3 separate regions of the Homo sapiens genome follow, and regions 1 and 2 are each linked to region 3. A link is a loop called in an ENCODE intact Hi-C map of the cell type or tissue named here. Cell type or tissue: PC-3. All regions are shown on one strand.

Region 1 (8,000 bases), 99 kb after region 3:
GAATGCCTGGGCAATGAGAAGAAATCACCTGTGTAAAAGAATGCAGTCCACACTTTGGTCTGACTTTCTCTGCATTTGTGTTCCCTGCCTCTGCGGAGGAGTGACACCCCCTGAGAGGCAGGACCGGGTCTGGGCGTGTGAGAACGAGCTCCGGTCATGAGGCAATGCAGAGGCTGCGGTGGAGCTTCAGAGGGAGGGAAGCAGGGTGAAGCGTCTCTGGAGAGAGTCCCCCTGTCACTGGGGCTGCTGTGTGGAGGGCAAGTCTTGTTCCTGCCTTGGCCCTGTCTAGTTACGCAGTCGCAGTCAGCGCGGACGTGCGTTGCCAGCCTGACCGGCCGGGTGTGGGATCTCCTGAGCTACTGAGTGCAGAGTTGCCAGCGAGACCCAGAAATGGTTGTGAAACAGCTTCCACGATGGACAGTGGGCACAGGGAGGAAGGCTGGTCTTGTTCAGAAATCTGTAGCTGTTCTTTTTTTGTTTTTTTTTCTCTGAGATGGAGTCTCGCTCTGTCACCCAGGCTGGAGCGCAGTGGTGCGATCTTGGCTTACTGCAACTTCTGCCTCTTGGGTTCAAGCAATTCTCCTGCCTCAGTCTCCTGAGTAGCTGGGATTACAGGTGTGTGCCACCACGCCAGGCTAATTTTTGTATTTTTAGTAGAGACGGGGTTTCACCATGTTGGTCAGGCTGGTCTTGAACTCTGACCTCGTGATCTGCCCGCCTCGGCCTCCCAAAGTGCCGGGATTACAGGCGTGAGCCACTGCGCCCGGCCCAATCTAGAGCTGTTCTTATCTGTGACTTTCAATGGCCAAGAAAACGTATTTCCTACTGTTGTGCAATTAGTTATTTTTTTAGGGCGATTGATGTTTCTTGCCTAACATCCACACTGTCCTCTTCTCAAGCCCTAGTATTCTCTGATTTGCCTTGTAAAGGAATTTTTGTGTGTTTGTTTTCTGTCTCTCCTTTACCTCTTTACCCCCCTCCTTTCCCTCTTTACCCCGTTTTAGCCAAGCAACTTCCAAATTCATCTTGCCTCCAGAAAGCATTTAAATCCCCAACACAGAGACAGTGGTGAACACTCAGGGCCCTGTGCCTTCCCTGTGGCAGCTCATGGCAGCTTTGGCGAGGTATCTGCTGGTTGAGCCTCGGTGCTTTCCAGCCTGGGTGCTGGACACGTTGTACTTTGGAGCCCCCTCCCAGTGATGGTTTAGGTCCCGGCCCTTGCTCTTTTCACATCAGCCATAGAAGTGGCTTTTGCTCTTGTGATAATCCTAAGCTGGATGCAAAGAAGGTGTCACAGAGCCAGCTCGGCAGGCAGCAAGGAGGCCTGGAGGCCGGCAAGCCTTGAAGATGGACGGAGCAAGTAAAGGCGGCGGCCAGCAGCAAGTGAGTGGGAGGCCTGGGGACACGCCTCCATGACACAGCCTGAGGGCTGCCAGCCCCTACCAGAAACTGGGAGAGACAAGAAGGGCCCTCCCCTGGAGCTTCTGTGGGAAGCGCAGCCCCGCCCACACCTAGATTTTGGACTTCTGACCTCCAGAACTGCCAGAAAATAAATGTATATTATCTCATGCCAACCAGTTTGTGGCTGTTTGTTAAGGCAGCCATAAGAAATTAATGTAAAAAGTGAGTCCCGTTTTCCAGGAAACTTGAATCAGACCAACCAATGTTAAGATATGTCAGTAAAACTACAGAACGATGGTTCTAATATAAACAATACAACTATAGAACTTTGTGGCTATGGAAAGAATTCTTCAGTAACCAAGGAGAAAAAGTCACGTGTAATGAGGAAAAATAAGACATGCTTTAGATTTCTCCACAAATACTCACTGTTGAAATACACTGGAGAAACATATATATAAAGTGTTAAGAAAAAAAATATGACCCAAATGCACAAAACCCAGGCAGATCATTCTTCAAGTGTAAAGGCCATGGATAGGTGCTCGCAAGCATGAAAGCCCTTGGGGAAGATGGTGTCCAACTTTGGGTGGGGCCCGTGGGAGGCTGAACAAAACCTAGCCATTGGGGAGCTGGGTGAAGTCAGAGACAGGAGGACTGGTAGGAAGGAGAGAACCTCTTTCCTTATAGAATGACTAAGCAACTGTGGGAAATATGGGTATCAAAAACAAATCTTGAAAATATATAAACAACAGTGTAACCTATGGAGAGGTTGGTGGGACTCAGATTCCTGGTGACATAGGTACATTCACCACCTCATCTTCCTTAATGGAAGGAAATTCTGACAGATGATAAATAAAAAATATTGGCAGGTAGGTAAAAAAGAAAGATGTTCATGCATTATGTAAAATTACAAAAAGGCATATCATGAAAGTAAAAATAATGTTATAATCCAGCACTTCTTCCCATCACTCCCTATCCTGGAGCACCCCCTGTCCCTTCCAAACATCTTGACTTTTTTTTTTTTGTGACAGAGTCTCGCTCTGTCACCAGGCTGGAGTGCAGTGGTGTGATCTCAGCTCACTGCAACCTCCGCCTCCCGGGTTCAAGCGATTTTCCTGCCTCAGCCTCCCGAGTAGCTGGGACTACAGGTGTGCGCCACCACACCCGGCTAATTTTTGTATTTTTAGTAGAGACGGGGTTTCACTGTGTTAGCCAGGATGGTCTGGATCTCCTAACCTCATGATCTGCCTGCCTCGGCCTCCCAAAGTGCTGGGATTACAGGCGTGAGCCACCGCGCCCAGCCAATTCTTGATTTTTTTAGAAGTGTGCAGAGTGGGGATCCCAAAAATATCATTCTAAGTTGCTAAATCAAGAGAAGAGGTTAAGATATATCACATAAAATTGTAAAGAAAATGACTAGAATAATTTAAAAATAGATGTAAAGCTTGCAGTTCACCAGAACAATTATTAAACACCAGAAATCTGTATAGTAAAGATGAAAAGAATAAAAGAAGAAACATTATAGCAGACAGTGTCACATAGGAAGAGATAGGATGAGGAAAAATGTGTATAATTGGATGCAAATTGATAAATTCATCTCTTAAAATAATTCAGTTTGGGGGAATGTTTAAAAATGGTGCAGGGATTCTGATATGCCTGCCCCCTTTGAGAATCAGGTTGTGGTGAGTTACTGATAACTTAGTGTTTATTATTTAAGAGCAGAAAAAGAGAGAACCCTGTCCTTCAGGAATATCTGGTTCAACCAGACTGACCTAGGGACGGATCTCCTTCACTTACTTTGACCTGTTACTGACTATTTGATACATGCAAGAATTACTCAGCCTCCAACAATTTCTCTCCTGTGAAATCCATGTAAATGCAGATTTGCTTGGTGTCCTCTAAGTGGAAAAACCACACACTGATTTCCCTCTGCTCTCACACCACAACGATCAACACAGAAGACTTCCGGGACCAAATGTGCGGGGATTTCTCCTCACCAACAAACAATCGATCGGTTCTGCGACAGACACCAGCTGCGTATCCTCTAATTTAGTTCAGTTCCTACACTGTCTGCCTGGGGATGGCGTGGGACCCCAGAGTGAGGGCCCAGTCCCCCAAGACTGCCCCCAGCTTCCATGCCAGTTGCGAGCTCCGGGTCATTGCCTGTGCTTCTGATCGATCGGCTACAAATGGAAGATTTCCAGGATCCTATCCTTGGTTTGATTAATTTGCTAGATTTACTCACAGAACTCAGGAAGACATGTACACTGGTTTATTATAAAGGGCGTTACAGAAGATACAGATGAAGAGATGTGTAGGTTGAGGTATAGGGGGACAGGTACAGAACTTCCGTGCCCCCCCTGTACACGCCACCCTCCGGGAACCTCAGCTGTCTGGAAATTTAATGAACCCTGTTCTTTTGGGGTTTTGTGGAAGCTTCGTTATGTAGACATGATTGATTAAGCCATTGGCCATTGGTGATCAGCTTAACCTTCAGCTCCTCCCCACTCCCCAAGGTTGGGGGTGGGGCTGAAAGTCCCAGTCCTCTAATCCCGCCTTGCTCTTTCTGGTGACCAGCCCCCATCCCGAAGCTACCTAGGGGCTGCCAGCCATCAGTCAACTCACAGCATACAAAAACACATCACTTTGGAGATTCCAGAGATTTTAGGAGTTGTATGCCAGGAAATGGGGATGAAATCACATACGTATTTCACAATCTTTCATGCCCTTTTGTACGTTTATGAGAAATTAGGATTAAATCTAACCCAAACTGTGGCTTTGAAACTTGGGGCTGTTGAGCATCTAATATTTGGATGAAGAACCAGATAATAAATTATTATATATAATACATTATATATATGTAAATATATTTTTATATATGTGAGATTACATTCTATCTGAAATCAACCCAAACACCTCTGTAAAGGAGCAAGCTCTTACACATTTTCTAGGAGCTGTGTATTTGTAAATCGAAATTAAGAATAGAGCATTCATTTACTAAAACGAAGAGGTTTAAAGTAACATTTATAGTCTCATTATTTAGAGTGCCTTTGCTGGCCAGGTGTGGTGACTCATGCCTGTAATCCCAGCACTTTGGGAGGCTGAGGCGGGTGGATCACTTGAAGTCAGGAGTTCAAGACCAGCCTGGGCAACACAGTGAGACCCCATCTCAAAAAAAAAGTATATTAAAAAAAAAAAAAAAAAACAGTAGAGTGCCTTTGCCATTGTTTTAGATTCACTTCAAACCTTCATCCCCCAAATCTGTTTCCCTACCATTCCTACAAAGTTTTTGTGAACATGATCTTCATTGGTCGGGAGGGAATTCTCTGAAGTCACAAAGTAGCTTTTCGTTTGAGAAAACACAGGGGTGTGACCACAGGTTACAGCACTGCCCCTGGCAGATGCCCAGGACTGTCGTTCATTCCTCTCCACTATTTCCATGGCCTCCTGCAGGGGAAGGGGCAATGGCACTTAGTACATTAGGGAAGTAGGAGTCTGACAGTTTCTGCCAACAGCTCGAAAACTGTGTGTGCAGAACCTACACACAGCTGGTTTGTGTGCACAGACTGCATTATTCTTGCTTATTATTTTGGAATCTGTTATCTTTGTACCAAGGGCAAAACGAGTGTCTTTGATTTTACCTTTGCAAATAATTTTGTTGTCGATTCCACAAATGTGTGAGTGTCGGCCGGGCGCGGTGGCTCACGCCTGTAATCCCAGCACTTTGGGAGGCCGCAGAGGGTGGATCACGAGGTCAGGAGATCGAGACCATCCTGGCTAACACGGTGAAACCCCGTCTCTACTAAAAAAATACAAAAAAATTAGCTGGGCGTGGTGGCGGGAGCCTGTAGTCCCAGCTACTCGGGAGGCTGAGGCAGGAGAATGGCGTGAGCCCAGGAGGAGGAGCTTGCAGTGAGCTGAGATAGAGCCACTGCACTCCAGCCTGGGTGACTGAGCGAGACTCTGTCTCAAAAAAAAAAAAAAAAAAAAAAAAGTGTCAGTGTCTACTGTGTGCCTGGCCCTGTTACAGGCATGCACGGCAGACAGAGCAGCAAACAGCAAAAATCCCTGTCAGAGGGAGGCTTCACGCTGGTGGGGCGGAGGCAGCAGGAGCTGTCGGGACCCCGTGAATGGCATGATTGCGCACGGGGCCCAGGCAGTGGCTGAGTTGGTTACAAGAATGCGCTCGGAGTCTGACTCTGGGTTCCAGCCTCAGCTCTGCCACTTACCCTTGTAGAGTTGAGCAAGTCAGACTCTCTGCACCTCAGTGTTTGCATCTGTGACGTGGAGTGAGGACTGTGCTGCCCTCAGAGCTCTGTTATGAGGTTGAAATAAGCTAATGGATATAGGAAGCACGTACAGCAGTGCCCAGCCCACTGCAGGCGGTGTTCAGTGTCTGCTGTCACTGTTATGTGAAAGGTGTGGTGTTATGGGAGGGAAAGGGATGCACAGGCCGGCAGGAGACTGGGAACAGCAGTTCTCCCAAAGGGCCAGCCAGGGTCAGCTTCGTGGAGAAGGTGGCGTTGAAGGAAGCCTGGAAGGGAGCGATGGGCCGTGCCACATGGACCTGGACCTGGGTATCCTGGGGAAGAGCCCCCACCCCAGCAAGGTGGCCAGGGGAAAGGCCCTGCCCCTGGGGGATGTCTGGGGCTTTCACGGAGTGGCCTGGTGGTCAGCGTGGCTGGGAGGAGTGATGTCAGGGCATGGCGAGTGACTCAGCAGGCCATGTGAGGACTTCGCCAGTTACTCTGGGTGACGTGAGAGCCATGGGAGGTGGAGGGCTGACTCCCTCTGACTTAACTGTAATAGGACTGTGGTGGCTGCTGGTTGGAAGTAGGCCTAGGAAGGAAGCAGGGACACCAGTGAGGACGAGGAGGGGATGACAGTGGTGTGGACCCCCACAGACTCCTTGGAGGAGGTGAGGGGTGGGCCGGTGTGGGCCAGAACCTGAAGGTGGAGCCCTCGGGACCTCCTGGTGGCTGGATGTGGGCCATGAGGGGAAGGAAGCCCTAGGGATCACCTCCGGCATGGCCTGGCCTGACCTGATGGAGCTGCTGTCGACCGAGATGGTCAAGTCCACCAGGAGAGCAGGGGTGGGGGCAGCTGGAGCTCAATTCGGGACACGCCAGGCGTGAGATGATGTCCCATCTCAAGATGTTTCCTGGACCTGCTGTAACTAAGTACACAAACTGAGAGCTGAAAACAACAGGAATGGGCCAGGTGCAGTGGCTCATGCCTGTAATCCCAGCACTTTAGGAGGCCAAGACGAGAGGATCACTTGAGCCCGGGAGTTCAAGACCAGCCTGGGCAACATAGTGAGACCCCATCTCTACAAAAAATAAAAATAAATTAGCCAGGCATGGTGGTGCACGCCTGTGGTCCCAGCTACTTTGGAGGCTGAGGTGAGAGGATCCCTTGAGCCCAGGAGTTTGAGGCTACAGCAAGTGATGATTGTGCTGCTGTACTCCAGCCTGGGTGACAGAGTGAGACACTGTCAAAAAAAAAAAAAACCCCAGGAATGTATTCTTTCACAGTTCTAGAGGCAAGAAGTCTGAAATCAAGGTGTTGGTGGGGCCATGCATCCTCTGAGACTCCAGGTGGAGCCGTCCTTTCCTCTTCCAGCCCCTGGCCATGGTTGTCAGTCCTTTGGCATTCTTGTGACTCCGTCACTCCCATCCCTGTCTCTGCTGTTACTTGGCACCCCCCGTGTGTCTGCTTTCCGTGCATTTTCGTCTCCCTGGAAGGACGCCTGTGATACTGGATTAGAGCTCACCTCTGTGGTCCTCACCTTCACTTGATTATCTCTGTAAAGACCTTTTTTCCAAATAAGGGCACATTCACAGGTGCAGGGGTTAGGAACTTCAGCATCTCTTTTTGGAAAACACATCTCAACCCATAAAAGATGACTATTAGCCAGCCAGGGAAAGGTGTTGAATAGGTAGAGCCCAGAGTGCATGCGCAGCCCGGGGCCGAGAGGTACACTTGGGGTTCGTCAACATGCGGATGGCATTTAAAGCCTTGAGACTCAGTGGGGACCCCAAGGGTGTGAGTGGATGGATCCCAGAAGTGATTCCTGAGCTGAGCCCCGGGAAAGTTCAGCAGGGTGGGGAGATGAGAAGCACCTGTCCGTGAGACTAAAGTGAGGAGTCAGAGAAGGAGGAAATCAGGAAAGTGTGGGGCCCCGGGATCCAGAGTGAAGAATATTTCCAGGAAGAGGGAGCGAGACTGAGTCAGATCCTGCTGATGGGTCAGCTCAGAGACAAACACTGGTCCCAGCTAAACTGAGGTCCTTGGCAAAATTATTTTATAATTGTTGGTAAGATAATCCTAGGCAAAAACTTGCCTATTTTGATTTTTTTTTTTTTTTTTTTTTTTGAGATGGAGTATCGTTCTGTCACCCAGGCTGGAATGCAGTGGTGCGATCTCGGCTCACTGCAACCTCTGCCTCCTGGGTTCAAGCAATTCTCCTGCCTCAGCCTCCCAAGTAGCTGGGACTGCAGGCGTGTGCCACCACGTCCGGCTAATTTTTTGTATTTTTAGTAGAGATGGGGTTTCACCGTGTTAGCCAGGATCCACTCACCTCGGCCTCCCAAAGTGCTGGG
Region 2 (8,000 bases), 140 kb after region 3:
GGCCCTACCTGGGACCTCTCAAACATGAGCCCTAATAAGTGGGCAAACGATTGCTCCTGCAGAAAAGAGTCAATTCGAAAGCAATTACTTTAAACTTTGTCTATACCCAACACTATTTTCCAAAAGCCCATGGGCTGAATCCTATGTGGCCTGTTAAAAAACAGCAGCTGGCAGCCCACAGGGGAGCTCTAAGGTTTCTTCACAGCTTCTACTTTATCCCTACTTGACCTGCTCTTCAGTGTGGTCACATGGCAGCCCCTCCCTGCTGGTCTCCTCTCAGTCTTTTCTGCTCCCTCCAAAATCACCCCTCACAGTCCCTCAAACCCCCTACAGCCAGAAGGCCCAGGACTCTGTGTATTCGTGTGTCTGCCTGTTTCATCCAAGTCTTTCTTCCTGTCTCTGCCCTTTAAGGCTAATCATTACTCACAGGAAGGTTCGTTTTCTTACTCATTTTGCACTCTTGCTTTTCTCCAAACAGGGGCATTTTGTCATACTCAGCTGCTGTACTCTCTAATTGCCTGCATTTGAATTATTTGCTATCCAAAAGCCAAGAAATTGTTACTGCTGGTAGGATATTGATTTGCTCACTGATTGTGTTCAGGTTTGACCCATTTCCCCACATACTCTTGGCTCCAGGGATATCAATGGCCGACTCATCTTCATTTAACACTGCACAGCACCTGTGGGAACTGGCCCTCCTGAATAGCAGAACTGCTGACCCACAGATGCTGTCTTCTCTCTGATGTTGATTACTTCTTCCTCTTTTCACTGAGGAAATTGTCCTGCCTCCGTCAGGCTGCCTACTTTTAAAACTCTGTCTGCCCGAGGGGCGCATGATGAGCTCTGGGCCAGCTAGGAGCCATTGCAGTGGATCCCAAGAGACGAGGACAGTGAGGACTTGGCCTGAGTTGGGCGAGGGAGTGATTTGATTCCGCTTCGGTTTCACAGGAAGGCTCACAAGGGTCTGGTTACAGTCTCCATGCAGGCTAAGAGAGAAAAGGACTGGCCCAGCACTATAGGGCCTGAGTAACTGGGTGAATCATGAATTTACTGAGACAGAGAACTGTGGGAGAGGTCTGATTTGGGGGGAACAGCCAGCATTCAGGTTTTACAGGTTACACGGGAAATGCCGATTGAGAGGTGGGCAGGCAGGCGGACACAAGCATGTGGCAATGGTGGCCCAGGTCTGGGCTGGAGAGGAGGAGTTGGGAGTCTCAGGCTAGATCACGGGGTGACCTAGGGCCATGGGGTGGGGCCAGATGGGTCACCCAAGGAGGGAAGATTGAGAGGAGGCCAGAGCCTGAGAGTGCTCCGATGCTTGCAGGGGAGGAAGATGAAGGAAATCCAATACAGTGCCTGAGAAGGAGCAGCCAGGGAGTTAGGGAGAAGAATGCAGCCCTCTTAGAGTCCAAGTGAAGAAAGCGTCCACACGGACGAAGTGATTAGTGGTCAGCAGTACCCATAGAGGGTGTCTGTGGGGGCACTTCCCGCCCTATGGTTACTGCCTGGTTCCCCCTAGATTGGAAGCCTCGAGGGAGCAGGGACTGTGTGTCATTCACCGTTGTAGTGCTGGTGCAGAGAGCAGCACCTGAGCCATGTGAAGTCCTCAGCAGATAACTGCTGGGCAGATAGCCAGATGGACATGAGGACTAAACTCTGACTTTTTTTTTAATTCTCTTGCCCAAAATTCCTACCTAAGGGGCCTGGGGAGTCCGCTCTACACACCATAAAGTTTCACCAGAAGGGTTTTATTTAACCTTGTATAACATGGCCTGCTTTCCAGCCTAGCTCTGGCATAACATCACATAACAAATAAGGAAAGAAATCAAAATATTTTAACCCCAAATATATTTCCTTTTCATATTTTGAAATTGCCCTGCAGAGTTGTCTCTTGTGAGAAAAATCTACATTGTATAGAGAATCCCCTTTTCCCTTTTTTTATTCTTTCCAGATCTAGAAGATAATCGACTAAGAGTCAGGCAACCTTTTTTTTTTGTTTGTTTGTTTTGTTTTTTTTTGTTTAATACATATATACTTTAAGTTCTGGGGTACATGTGCAGAATGTGCAGGTTTGTTACATAGTTATACAGGTGGCATGGTGATTTGTTGCGCCCATCAACCCGTCACCTGCATTAGGTATTTCTCCTAATGTTATCCCTCCCCTAGCCCTCTACCCCCTGACAGGTCCTGGTGTGTGATGTTCCTCTCCGTATGTCCATGTGTTCTTATTGTTCAACTCCCACTTATGAGTGAGAACATGTGGTGTTTGGTTTTCTGTTCTTGTGATAGTTTGCTGAGAATGATGGTTTTCAGCTTTATCCATGTCCCTGCAAAGGACATAAACTCATCCTTTTTTATGGCTGCATAGTATTCCATGGTATATATGAAGGCACCCTTTTAAATTCTGTAAGACACATTTCACAACCTCTTTTCTTCACAGCCTGCTAACTAAAAGCTTCCTCTGCACAATAAAACTTTGGTCTCTTAATCCAAACATTTCCTTTCCATTGATCCCAGGTTAGATAAACTTAACCAATTATCAACCAGAAAATTTTTAATTTACCTCTAGCCTGGAAGCCCCACTTTGACTTGTCCTGCCTTTCTGAACCAAACCAATGGACATCTTAAAAGTATTTGATTGATGTCTCATGTCTCTCAAAATTGTATAAAACCAGGCTGTGCCCTAACCACCTTGGGCACATGTTCTCCGGACCTCCTGAGGCTGTCTCATGGGCCATGGTCACTCATACTTGGCTCAGAATAAATCTCTTCAAAATATTTTACAGAGTTTGACTCTTTTCATCAGCAAACAGTTGGACAGACGTCTTCTGGGTGTGTGCACCTGTGTGTAACTCCAGGTGGTGCATGTGGGTCACCTGTGCTGTCACTGATCAATAATATTGATCACCATGCTTTTGATCTTCTCTCCTCCTGGATGGCAGGGTGAGATCATCTTTCTTCTCCCGTGACTCCCCCCAGCGCCTGGGAGGGTCCTGAGCATGCGTGTGACCTCAGCAATTTTGTGATACTGCCTGATTTGTGCTTTTTCTTGTTTGTTTGCTCTCTCCTCTCCGACAAACAGCTTTACATTCAGCCCATGATGGGGGCCGGCCTGAATTATGAATGTTACCGATTCGGCATTTCCCCATCCACAAATGCGCTGGTGATCGGTGCCACGGTGATGGAGGGCTTCTACGTCATCTTCGACAGAGCCCAGAAGAGGGTGGGCTTCGCAGCGAGCCCCTGTGCAGGTGAGCGATTCTGGCATCGAACAGGGATCCCCGACAAGAGTCCTTTATGTAAATGTGCTGACTTGGAAGCAATTCTTGATGGCAACTCAATTACCATTGAATTGTTTCACTCATTCCTATCACCAGTGATCAAAATCTTCTCAATAAAATGGGTCATGGGGTTGCTGAGAGAATTAAATGACATCATCCATGTGAAACTTCAGTGCTTGGCACATGGGAAATGCTTACTGAGTGTGAGTCCTGATAGTCACTAGGAGTAAAAATATGCCGTGAAACCTTGGAGTTGAATTGCAATTTTTCGACAGTTTAAGCAAAATGAGTAAGGAAGAAATTTCACACATAAGCCGTGTACATTTATTTGTCCATAAAGCTGTCCTCATTTTGAAATAGGAAATGAACACCTATCGTTGCGATTTCTTGAAATCCTAATATAATGAGACCAAGGAGCCCCTGTTTCTCGTGGGATTCCTTTGAAAGATGTGTGAGGGCAGCCCGCAGCATGACTCTGCAGTCTAGCTGGAGGGTTGGCAGGTCTTCAGAGAAACCAGGATAGCATGAGAAAGTCAAGAGGATAGATAAACCCCATAAGCTTGAAAATGTCTTCAGACTTCACGGTTTGCTTGAAACGGAGTGCTCACACCACACACGGCTTAATGGGAGGATTAGGTATTTCTGACTGAGAGTCCAAGCCTGCAAGGCAGAGGCAAATCACAGAAGTGGGCATGAGATTGAATTGCCGGAGACAAGTGGAGGAAGAGCCTGAATCAGAAAAGTGGTCAGGAGAACGGCAGCCTTTCAAAACAAGATGTCAAGAGACTGAAAAAAAAATGGTACATTGGGTTTGAAGTCAGGAGCAGAATGGAATTCCAAAGTTGTGCTGGTGATATGTGAAAGGAGAGAAAAATTAAGTGTGAGGTCAAAAAAGAATCGATGACAATGAGGTAGAATAGAACAAAATTTGGGAATCGATAGGGAAATACAAGATCACCATGTGGTTGAAGGAAAGGGGGTTTTGTAGGAATTTGATGGATATGAGACGCTGTTGGAGGACAGGTGAGATTGCTGGGCCATCCTGGAAGCCTCAACTCAGACCTTCACTCTGATCTCAACCCAGGTGAAGAGCTGCCAGGATGAGGTACACAGGCAAAATGCCAAGTGATCACAGCTGAATTATTCCAGGAGGGAGAGATTTCAGTTACTATTTTTTAATACCTAAAACATGGTCTTAAAACAGGACTCCTGGTAAATAAAGCAGATAAAGGATGCTTCATTAGCTGACTTTAGCAGAGTGGCCTTTCAGAAAAGTAAAGTAACAATTTAGAGAACAGAAATATTAAAAGGAAAGATTGCAGTGGACTATTAGGCCAATTCATATTCTGTATAAATAAAATCATCCAACCCAGTGTATGTATATGACACATCATGACATGTCTTCATAAATATCTGTGCCGACGTATTTCGCTTTGCATTTGTGAGCAGACTTGGAACCCTTCCCATTGTCATGTTTTTTATCTTTGCTATGTGTAAATGTTTACCTTATGTATGTGCAATAACTCTTTTAGCCTGTTCAGTTATCATTGAGTGAGACCTTTCTCTGTGGCAGCAGGTGGGACTGAAATATCACTGAATTTCCTAACTGTGACTGTTTTACTTCTTTTTAACCAAGAGAATCTAAGAACTTAGGCAATTTTGTCCACAATTTCTGTTCTCTCATTAAATATCATTAAAGTAGAGGCTACTATGGCAACAGCTGTTAGAGGGTCCACTTAATACTGCAGAATCTAATAACCATTTGTTTTCTCAGTGAATTACTGTTGGAAATGGTGTAATATTAGGCGTCTCTAGGCAGGGCAACTTTTTTTTCCCTGAATTTCACTGTGAGTTATTTGCTAGATGCTCTTATATACAGCTTTTGTTCCTTTTTTAAAAATGTACTTGAGCTTTTGGTATTTAAATGTTAGATTTTACCAGCCATGGGAAAATACACTGATATATGTCCCCTCTTCCATGTGGATTGTTTCGCCATTAAAGTAATTACTTTCCTCAGGGCTGCAATTAACGGCCCAGACAGTGCTCGATAGAACCCTAATAAATGGAATAGCTATGCTGCCTTTCTTTTTTTTTTTTAAGTATTTATTTTTCATTATAAAATGTTTAAGTAACAAAAAAACCTTAAGTTACAGAAAATCATATACTATGTGTGCATTTATGGACTATCTAGATTTAATATTTTGTCATATTTTCTTTAAAAATTTGTCTTAGAAATAAAAAACCAAGTATAGCTAAAGTTTCACCCCACCCCCTCCCCCAGCACTACTCATTATCCTGAGATTAGTGTATATTCTTATCTGAATTACTATACATTTATAATTTTACTAGATGGGCATGTGCACCTTCTATTAATTATCTATTGCTATGTAACAACTTACCCCCAAATGTCACAACTCTCTATCACCTTCTGCAGTTTCTTTCTTTCTTTTGTTTTCTTTTTTTTCTTTTTTTATTTTATTTTTTATTTTTAGACAGGGTCTTGCTCTGTCACTCAGGCTAGAGTAGAGTGCAGTGGCATGATCAGGGCTCACTTTAGCCCAACCTCCCTGGTTCAGGTGATCCTCTGACCTCAACCTCCTGAGTAGCTGGGACTACAGGTGTGCACCACTGCCCTAGATAATTTTTTGTATTTTCTCTAGAGGGGGTTTTGCCATGTTGCCCAGGCTGGTCTCCACCTCCCAGGCTCAAGTGATTGACCCCCCGGCCCCGCCGTGGCCTCCCAAAGTGCTAGGTTTACAAGCATATGCCACCACACCCAGCCTGTCTTTGTTTTGTTTTGTTTTTAAAAGACAGGGTCTCACTCTCTTACCAGGCTTGAGTGCAGTGGCATGATGTTGGCTCAGTGCAGCCTTCACCTCCCAGGCTCAAGCAATCCTCCCACCTCAGCCTCCCAAGTACCTGGGACTATAGCATGTGTCACCATGCCCAGAAAATTTTTGGTATTTTGTGTAGAGATGGGGTTTTGCTGCGTTGCCCAGGCTGGTCTTGAACCCCTGGGCTCAAGCGATCCTCCCACCTTGGTGTTCCAAAGTGCTGGGATTACAGGCTTGAGCCACCATGTCTGGCCATCTTGTGGAGTTTCTTAGGGCCAGGAGTTGATGAGGCACTTAGCCGGGTGTCTCTGGCCCACCATTGCTCATGAGGCTGCAGCTGTCTGAAGTCCATTGTAGGAGCTGGTTCCAAGCTCACTGTTGTGGTGGCAGGAGCCCTGCTTCCCTCACCATTTGGACCTCACTCCAGGACTGCCTGATGTCCTCTGGTCAGCCCTGAACATGTGATCCGAGAGAGCATGACGGGGCACCCAGGATAGAAACCCCAGGTTTTCATCACCTAATCTTGGAAGCAGCATGTTCTCACTGCTGCCCCACTCCGTTGGTCGCACAGAATGACCCTGATATGATGTGGGAGGGGACGACGCAGGTAAATGCCAGGAGTCATCCGCAGTCATCTTGGAAACATCCTACCGTATACTTATCACAAAACCTAGGTTGGTTGATTTGTTTGTTTGGTTTATTTTTTTTTATTTTTAAATTTATAGGAATGCTGTGGTAGTGTGTATCCTTTGTCAACTCGACTTTATTGTTTGACATTACATTTTATAGATTTTCCATATTGATATGAGTCCTAGGTTATTTGTTTTGACTGCATACTATCTCACTTTATGAATGTACCCAGATTACCCATTTTTATCTTAATTAACATTTGGATTATTTCTGTATTGGCAATTATAAACCGTACTGCAGTGAACGTCTTTGTGTAGATGAATGAGATCACCTAGGAATGGAATTTCTAAATGATTTATTATGCAACTCTTCAGTGTTATTGGCTACAGTCAAATTTGTCTTTAAAGTAGCTGAAACATCAGCATTATATGAGAATTTCCATTCCCTAAAAGCATGACTGTATTTGTTTTGTCTTTGTGTTTTGCTAATCCATGTATGTGCAATAGTGTCACATTTTAGTTGATTACTTTCAAGATCATACAACTTTGGATATGTTTTTGGGATGTTTGAGCTTCTTCTCTGAGGGTGAATTTTTCTACTAATATAGTGTGCACATTTTTCTACCCATACTTTTTACTGATAGACATGAGTTCCTTATATTTCTGAGGTATTAGTTTTTCTGAGTTATACTATCTAGTCTCCCTGACTTTTTACTTTGTTTTGGTGCCTTATATTTATATATATCTTTAATTTAGTGAAATCAAATTTACCAGTATTTCTCTCATGAACTATGCCCTGTGCCTTATTTAAGAAATACTTCTTTAATCCAAGAAAATAGGGATTTTTTTCTTCTAAAGATACTGTATACTTTTTTCTTATTTTCTTCCAAAATGTGAATTAGGAAATTAATTTATATAAGGACGTTCCATTTTCTCAGCATCCTTATTGAATATATAATGTTTTCCCCTCTGATTTTTCCAATTTTTTTATTTAAAAAATTTATATACAGAAAAGACTAAAAATAATACCATGCTGTTCTGCATGTCAACCATCTAGATTTAGTAACTTTTAACATTTTGCCATATACCAGTATGTGTATATAGGTGAGTATGTAGTTTTTGCTGAGCCATTTGCAAATAAGTTGCAGATATCATGACTTTCACCCCTAAATATTTCATTATGCATTCTAAAAGTAAGGACATTCTCCTATATAACCACAATACCATAATCACACCTAAAAAATTAATAATATTTG
Region 3 (8,000 bases):
TTAAAAGAACTAGAAAAGCAAGAGCAAACACATTCAAAAGCTAGCAGAAGGCAAGAAATAACTAAAATCAGAGCAGAACTGAAGGAAATAGAGACACAAAAAACCCTTCAAAAAGTAATGAATCCAGGAGCTGGTTTTTTGAAAGGATCAACAAAATTGATAGACCGCTAGCAAGACTAATATAGAAAAAAAGAGAGAAGAATCAAATAGACGCAATAAAAAATGATAAAGGGGATATCATCACCGATCCCACAGAAATACAAACTACCATCAGAGAATACTACAAACACCTCTACACAAATAAACTAGAAAATCTAGAAGAAATGGATAAATTCCTCGAACATACACTCTCCCAAGACTAAACCAGGAAGAATTTGAATCTCTGAATAGATCATTTTATAAATTCTATTAAAACAAAGAAGAGCAGGTAGAAAGGATGCGTGATGCCCTATGGGCAAATTATAGTAACACAGTTGCTCGTTCCAAGTACATATGCTCTCAAATCAGAGTGAATTGTAACTAATGAAATGCACTAGTTCAGCACCTAATTTTCTGAAGCATAGACACACCATGTTGAGGCGTATGCAACTGTTATTTTTAATGTGAGGCCAGAGTTATTCCTGACATTTTTACCTTTGTTGGACTTCTTGAAACACCATAGCCTCGTGCCAACCAACATCAAGGATTTTTGACTTCTGGCTCTTCCTCCTTCCAGACGTTCTAGGATTCCAAATCTTAGTTACTTTACACCCTCTAGGAGCACACAGATTTCTGAATAAACAAATGTCTGTATAGAATGAATATGAAATTAATCTATCATACCAGATATAATGGTAATCAATGACCTAATGAAACCTGATCTTTGAAATGGTGTCAATCAACCAGACACTTGAGAGTTGGCCACTCGTTTCTAGCTTGCTAATTGGTAAATAGGTGTTTTTGTTTTTGTTTGAGACGGAGTCGCCCAGGCTGGAGTGCGGTGGCTGGATCTCGGCTCACTGCAAGCTCCGCCTCCTGGATTCACGCCATTCTCCTGCCTCAGCCCCCCAAGTAGCTAGAACTACAGGCTCCTACCACCACGCCCAGCTAATTTTGTTTTTGTATTTTTAGTAGAGATGGGGTTTCACAGTGTTAGCCAGGATGGTCTCCATCTCCTGACCTCGTGATCCGCCCGCCTTGGCCTCCCAAAGTGCTGGGATTACAGGCGTCAGCCACCACAGCCAGCCAAATGTGTGTTTTATACATGTCAGAGAGGGAAGCAATCACAGGGAGTAGCCCTCTCCTTACCTACATTCTGGGAAATGGTGGAAAGCCAGGGGAGGCTTTTGAGGGGAGGCGTGTTGCAATGTGCTCGGGACTTAGCCAAATCTGAGTAGAGAGGCACATTCAGTGAGAGCTCCAACCTGTCAGAAATGGCCATCTGTGTTTGCAAAAGGTTCTTCAGATGCTCGAATAATGAGGGAAGTAACCCATGCATGCTCCACTCACTGGGGTGGGGTTTGTTTATTGTTGTTTCTCAACAACAATAAACCACGTGACAGGTGTGAGGATCCTGCAGCATTTATTTCCGCCTGTAGTTCCTTCCCTTTCTAGTGCCTAGCTCCTCAGCTCTGCAAAACTTCTGGCTGGGAGGATTTTCAAAGCCACAGCCTTTTCCCAGCAGAGAAGTCACTCCATGCTCAGACCATGTTAGAAAACAAAACAGCACTGGCCAGAAGTCACCCAGATAGAAACGGTGCCCCCAGAGAGCCTTGAGGTCACACTAATGAAGTGTCAGCCTTAGAGGATATATATGCATGTTCCTCCTGCCTTCTTCTTTCTAATGAAGCTGGCATCCAGACCTCAAAGCCTCAGGACACGTCCTTCCTATCTTATCTTTATGGCCGTGGTAAAATATACATAACATAAAATTTACCATCTTAACCATTTTTAAGTGCACAGTTCATTGGCATTGAGTTCATTCACTTTGTTGTATCAACCATCATCACCTTTCACCTCCAGAACTTTGCATCTTCCCAAACTGTACTCTGTCTTCATTAAACACTAACTCCCCATGTTCCTCCTCCGCAGCCTCTGGAAGCCACCATTCTACTTTTTGTCTTTATGAATCAGACTATTCTAGGGACCTCATAGAAGTGGACTCATTCAGCATTTGTCCTTTCCCTTCTGGCACACTTCACAGAGCATACTGTCTTCAAGGTTCATCCATGTTATGCCCTGTGTCAGGAAGTCTTCCTTTTCATGGCTGAATAATATTCCATTGCATATAATACATTTGTTTATGCCTTTATCCATTCCTATTTATTTTTGTGTCAACAAGAAAGTCCAAAGAAAACAAAAAAATAAATAAAATGAGATAATTTGATCACACATACATAAGAAGAAAAAAATGGGATTGTTCTGCCCTATTTCATACCATCCTTGAGCATTCATGGAAGAGTAAGTCCCCGGCACTGACTCACACATCTCCATTCCATCTGCCTGTGGCTAATGCCAAGAGCATCATAGTAAAAACAAACAAACAAAAATTACCTTTTGTTTCCTGATACTCTGGGAATTAAATAACACATGAAAGTCTGTTCTCCACTAATAGGTGAGTGCAGAACAGCCCATCAGCTCCAGCTTTCCCTGTGATGGCTGTCTGAGAAGTGGTAATTGATTAGAGACTTGATAGGGAAGAAGAGACAGAGCTTTAAATCATGGGGCTTTTCTTAGGACAAATGTACCTTAATAGAGACTTTTGGCAGTGGAGCAAAAGGACATGGGTTACCTCCAGGACTGAGGTCCCCACAGGAAGGCAGAAAATGAAGGTGATAGAGAAACTCAGTGAAGGGCTGGGTGCAGTGCCTCACTCCTGTAATCCCAGCACTTTGGGAGGCCGAGGCAGGAGGATCACTTAAGCCCAGGAGTTCCAAACCAACCTGGGCAACATGGCGAAACCCCGTCTCTACTAAAAAAATATAAAAATTAGCCGGGCATGGTGGTGCATGCCTGTAGTCCCAGCTACTCGGGAGGCTGAGGTGGGAGAATCACCTGAGCCCAGGAAGTTGAGGCTGCAGTGAGCTATGATCACACCACTGCACTCCAGCCTGGGCAATAGGGCGAGACCCTGTCTCAAAAAAAAAAAAAGAAACTAAATGATCTCTGAGGAGCATGCGGGGAGAAGGGATGTGGACTAAAGGGTGTGCTCCACTTCTTGCTCTGGAACTTTGAAAGATGAGCAGGCCTGGCACTTGAGGCACAAACGAATTTTCACCCAGAAAATCTAAGAATCCATAAGGAAATAGAGCAACCCAGTTCACTAAGTTTTAAAAAAATGCATATCACAATAAAATATAAATATATTGGATGTATCTATAACGGATTCAATTATCAACTCATACACATAATTTTCTTATCTGTAAGGTAGGAAGAGTTGATAGATTTAAAATCTTTGGAATTGTAGGGATGCATTTGAGAATTTCATGCCAAGCTCCTGCTCTTGCAAAGACCCTCCTTCAGGTCTTCACACAGCCAGTCCCTTCCTGAGGCTCAGCTTCAGCTTCAAGGTCGCCCCTCAGAGGGCACCTCATGGCCGGCCCAGGATCTCTACCCCCCTCCCCCGCACCACCCGCATTCTGTTATATGCAATACAGTGTCCTGATCATTTCCTGATATTTTCTTGTATATTTGGTTATTTATCTAACTTCTCCCCCCAGAATATGAGCCTCATGAGCTCAAGGAGCTTCAAAGGAGCCTGCCCACCTTTATCACTTACCCCCCAGCACATGGAACAATGCACTCAGTAGGCACTCAGTGAATATTGAACAGTTAAGGAATTTTCCTGAAGGGCCGCGTATCCAAAGCAGATGGATGATTTCTTGATTTCTTTCTTTCTTTTTTTTTTCCTTTCTTTGAGGCAGTCTCACTCTGTCGCCAAGCTGGAGTGCAGTGGTGCAATCTCACCTCACTGCAACCTCTGCTTCCTGGGTTCAAGCGATTCTCCTGCCTCAGCCTCCCAAGTAGCTGGGACTACAGGCATGCGCCACCACCCCCAGCTAATTTTTGTATTTTTAGTAGAGACGGGGTTTCACCATGTTGGCCAGGATGGTCTCGATCTCTTGACCTCATGATCCACCCTCCTCGGCCTCCCAAAGTGCTAGGATTGTAGGAGTGAGCCACCGCGCCAGGCCCAGACGGGTGATTTCTTCAGTGACTTCCTTGGCAATGCTTTCTGTAACGAGGCGGAGTGTGCAGTGGACTTGAGTGTCAGTCTCCATGTACTGCCTCTCAGCAATGCCCACATCCTTCTGAACATGCTCTGTGATAAGCCACGGAATTGTTCTCAGTATTTCTCTCCTTCAAAGTGCGAGGCGAAGCTTTCCCAGTAGAGGGCGCTGGAGGGACACGCAGGAGAACAAGGCCGTCTGTTACTTCCAGCCGGACATAGGTGTGAGGACCACAGTGGCTCTGATATCTCAGCCTGGTGACATCCTGGCCTCAGCCCTCTCGACAGGGAAACCAAGCACCTGCGCAGCCCCCTGTGCTCTGCAGGGCCACAAGCCCCCCAACACCGCAGGGCCTGTGCTCATGAAGGTGCCCCGGTGGCTCCAGACCCGCCTTGTCGTGGCCAAGCCGGGGCACCTCCTGCCTCCCCTGGCTGACCACACCCTCTCCAGAAGGTCTGGAGACATTCCCAGCCCCTCCTTCCTTGGGCATCTCCCTGAGCCCTAGGACAGTGGTCCCCAGCCTTTTTGGCACCAAGGACCAATTTTGTGGAAGGCAATTTTTCCACAGACCCAGGGTTGGGGAGATGGTTTCAGGATGGTTCAAGCACCTTACGTTTATTGTGCACTTTATTTTTATTAAATAAAAATACATTGTAATATATAATGAAATATTTATTGTAATTGTAATATACGTTGTAATATAAAATGAAATAGTTATACAACTCACCATCATATAGAACCAGTGGGAGCCCTGAGCTTGTTTTCCTGCAAGTAGATGGTCCCATCTGGGGGAGATGGGAGACAGTAACAGATCATCAGGCATTAGATTCTCGTAAGGAGCGTGCAACCTAGATCCCTCGCATGCCCAGGTCACAATAGGGTTCTCACTCCTGTGAGATTTTAATGCCGCTGATCTGACAGGAAGTGGAGCTCTGGCAGTAATGCGAATGATGGGGAGCGGCTGTGAATACAGATGAAGCTTCGCTTGCTCACCTGCAGCTCACCTGCCGCTGTGCAGCCCAGTTCCTAACAGGCCACAGACTGATGCTGGTCCATGGCCAGGGGGTTGGGGACCACTGCCCTAGGGTACCCTATTGCATTTCCTTATGTCTTGTAGTTATTCTTTTATTGTGGTTAGTAGTTCTTTATATGAAACTTCCCCTGTTTTACCGACCCTTTGACCTCTCTCTCCTCACTGAGTTCTAACTGCTGCAACACGACCACTGTCTCCTTCTAACCACTGCAGCCCTGCCCTGAAGCATGTCAGCTGGAGAGAGAAAATTAGGGGACTGGTTTTCAGGACAAACGTTAATCAGCTAAACTTGCCAGTGTCTCTTTCTGTAAAATATGGTGGGGAAGGTGAAGATAACCTGCATGTAAAGATGAACTAGCAGCACTAGTTGCCAACCCTTATGGAGGGATGACCACCTACCAGACCCTCTTCTAAGCACCTCACCATATTAACTAATTTAATCCATGAAACAGTTAAGCCAAGTAGGTTACTAGTCTCAGCTCCGTCTTACAGATGATGAAACGAAGATGCAGAGAGATTGTGTAGTAAGGCCAAGGCCACCCAGACTACAGCAGAACTCGGACTGGAACCCAAGCTGGCTGAGTCAAGAACCCAAGCTCTTTATCCTTCACATAACAATTTAAACAAGTGCACACAAAACTGGAGACACCTTCTTTTAAAACTACCTTAAAATTAAGAGATATGCGTTAAACACATCAACCTGATTGCCAACGGAAAAGGGGAGAATGGGAGTGGGAGATGAGGGCAAAAAGAAATGACAAATTAATGAACGAATAAACAAAAATAAGAATGGGGACTTGCAAACGTGTGCATAGCTGTGATGCAGGGAGTGACGAGTGCAGCTAAGCCAGCCTCTGTGTGGGGCAGGTGGACAGGTGCATGGGGTTCCTAATGGCAGTGACAATGACAGTGTCCTCTGCATCAGAAGGACACAGGGACACAAAACCCCGATCAGATGTGGCAGGAAGGATTCTGGCCCTGATGAAGAGTCACTGAACCTGCTTGAGAACAACTCTCTGCTGGCTCCGTAGATTTACAAAAACAGAACTGCAAGAAGGTAAGCTCTATAAGGGCAGGGCATTTTGTTCAGTGTCTAGAACACAGCCTCAGATGCTCAATTTTTGCTGAATAAATGTGCAAATGGATGGACTAGGGGTCAGTGTCTCCCTGGGAGGTCACAGGCTACGTGAAAAAGCTGAGAGCTTGTAGCCAGGAGCATTCTCTAAACCCAGAGTGGAGGCAGAGGTCGAAATGGATGAAGGCAAAATACAATCCAGCCAACCGTCTACAGCAAGTCTCCTGCTTTTTTTCCGATTTAGAATGTAAAACTTTTAAAGAGCACATGTATTATCAATCATATTTTTACATTAAATCTGGGGATAAGCCCCCATTGGGTGTCCAAATAAGCTCTTTCCCACTTATCTTTTTACCCCTTGGAGGGGGCAGGGTACCTGAATTTTAATACTAAATTAAAGCAAGGAACTGATTTTAAATGTTAACAAGAAATTAGCATAAATCAAGCAAAGATGTTATCTTAGAAATAGTTCTGTTTGCTTTTCACTCTAGTCAGAAATAGGTCTTAGAACCTGCCCGGCATCTGGTTGCTAGAGCAAGCACTAAATTGATATGTGCCCCCACAAGGATGCCCTTAATAAAATTTTTAGAGAGACATTTAAAAGTTGAGCACACAGGAGTACTAAAATTGCCATCCACAATCCAAGCACATGACACGTTTTCTAAAGCTAGTGCTTCTTCTAGCACTAATTTTGTCTGTGTGACTTAACCAAGAAAAACTCCACACTCTCCCTTCTTTCTCTCCTATTTTCAGTTACGCCAGAAAAGATCAACTTGCAGCATGCCAGAAGGTCTTCCCTAGCTTTTCCAAGCAGCAGTTTGAATCTTATATAGAACATTCCATAACCACGGAACATTTGGTTCGCGACGCCAATTTCTTGAGGATGAGGAGAAACACAACTGCCTCTGCCAAGGTACCACCCTCTAGAGTCAGTAAGCCAATACTTACCACTTCATTTTAAAACCCATGCAGTGCTCACAGATGTGATTATATAATTACGATCAAATGGCAACCTGTGTGTGAGTCCTGAATCACTTGTCCTGGAATGGATAGGGCTATTTATAATCACAGCGAGGCTGGGGAACAGAGTAACTGCGGACAAAGGCAACTAATTTCTAGCCCAGAGGCTGAGGCCGAAAGGAAGCCTCATGATGGGGCGGCTGCCAGTTGTGAGCAGAACAGTTCACACCGGCCAGTGGCCACCGGTGAGTGACCTCGCAGAGCTGCAGCTTGAGAGCAATGGACAAGCCTTCCCAGGGAATTGTGAGGGAGCGGCTCTTAGCAATAAACCACCAGCTAGCCCTGGCACAGAGAGGTGAGGCTGAAAAGAGCCCTAAGGCATCTTTTCTTGTATTCACTTGCTGGGTTCAGTATTTTGGCTCCTTACAAAAGCACAGATTCCAAACGAGGAGTTTTGGAGGGGGCAGAGGCTCAGTGATAGGAATAAAATAGTTATTTTCATATTCACAGAGCTGAGTTTTATTTCCAAGGAGGGAAAATTGGGAACTAAAGCAGGCAAGCAGTTTATTCCCCAGAAGGATTACTGCAAGGACTTACCTGCATTCAGTGGCCAGTTGAGCACGCGGGCCAAGCTGGGCTACAGTAAAGCAACGTCAGCAGAGGCGTCTATCATATAGAATGCATTGGACAATGGTTTCCATTACAATTAACAGAGTTAATTACT

The links. Peaks named below come from ENCODE experiments on the same cell type or tissue, not always from the same donor. Only the 100,000 strongest peaks of a DNase experiment are listed, where the experiment ranks them.
Region 1: it touches region 3 in a loop (2.5-fold over the local background); 3 of 110 quality-filtered maps call a loop at or near these places.
Region 2: a loop joins it to region 3, with 3 times the contacts of the local background. A loop is called at or near these places in 5 of 110 quality-filtered maps.

The regions. Positions count from the first base shown.
Region 1 is chr21:41,216,460-41,224,459 of GRCh38, forward strand. All of the region lies in intron 1 of BACE2 (beta-secretase 2), which reads left to right. Among named protein-coding and RNA genes, the nearest start is that of PLAC4, 35 kb to the left of the region's middle. RefSeq lists an enhancer at 6,175-6,674. In PC-3, no CTCF peak of the experiment used is centred here; a DNase peak (open chromatin) is centred at 3,162; H3K27ac peaks cover 357 bases.
Region 2 is chr21:41,254,076-41,262,075 of GRCh38, forward strand. It overlaps BACE2 (beta-secretase 2), which reads left to right. Exons shown (of 9, transcript NM_012105.5): 8 at 3,083-3,251. Among named protein-coding and RNA genes, the nearest start is that of FAM3B, 59 kb to the right of the region's middle. In PC-3, no CTCF peak of the experiment used is centred here; DNase peaks (open chromatin) are centred at 436, 4,416 and 4,736; H3K27ac peaks cover 3,631 bases.
Region 3 is chr21:41,117,625-41,125,624 of GRCh38, forward strand. No RefSeq gene overlaps it. Among named protein-coding and RNA genes, the nearest start is that of LINC00323, 26 kb to the right of the region's middle. In PC-3, CTCF peaks have their summits at 4,369 (motif pointing right) and 4,578; a DNase peak (open chromatin) is centred at 4,367; H3K27me3 peaks cover 2,546 bases.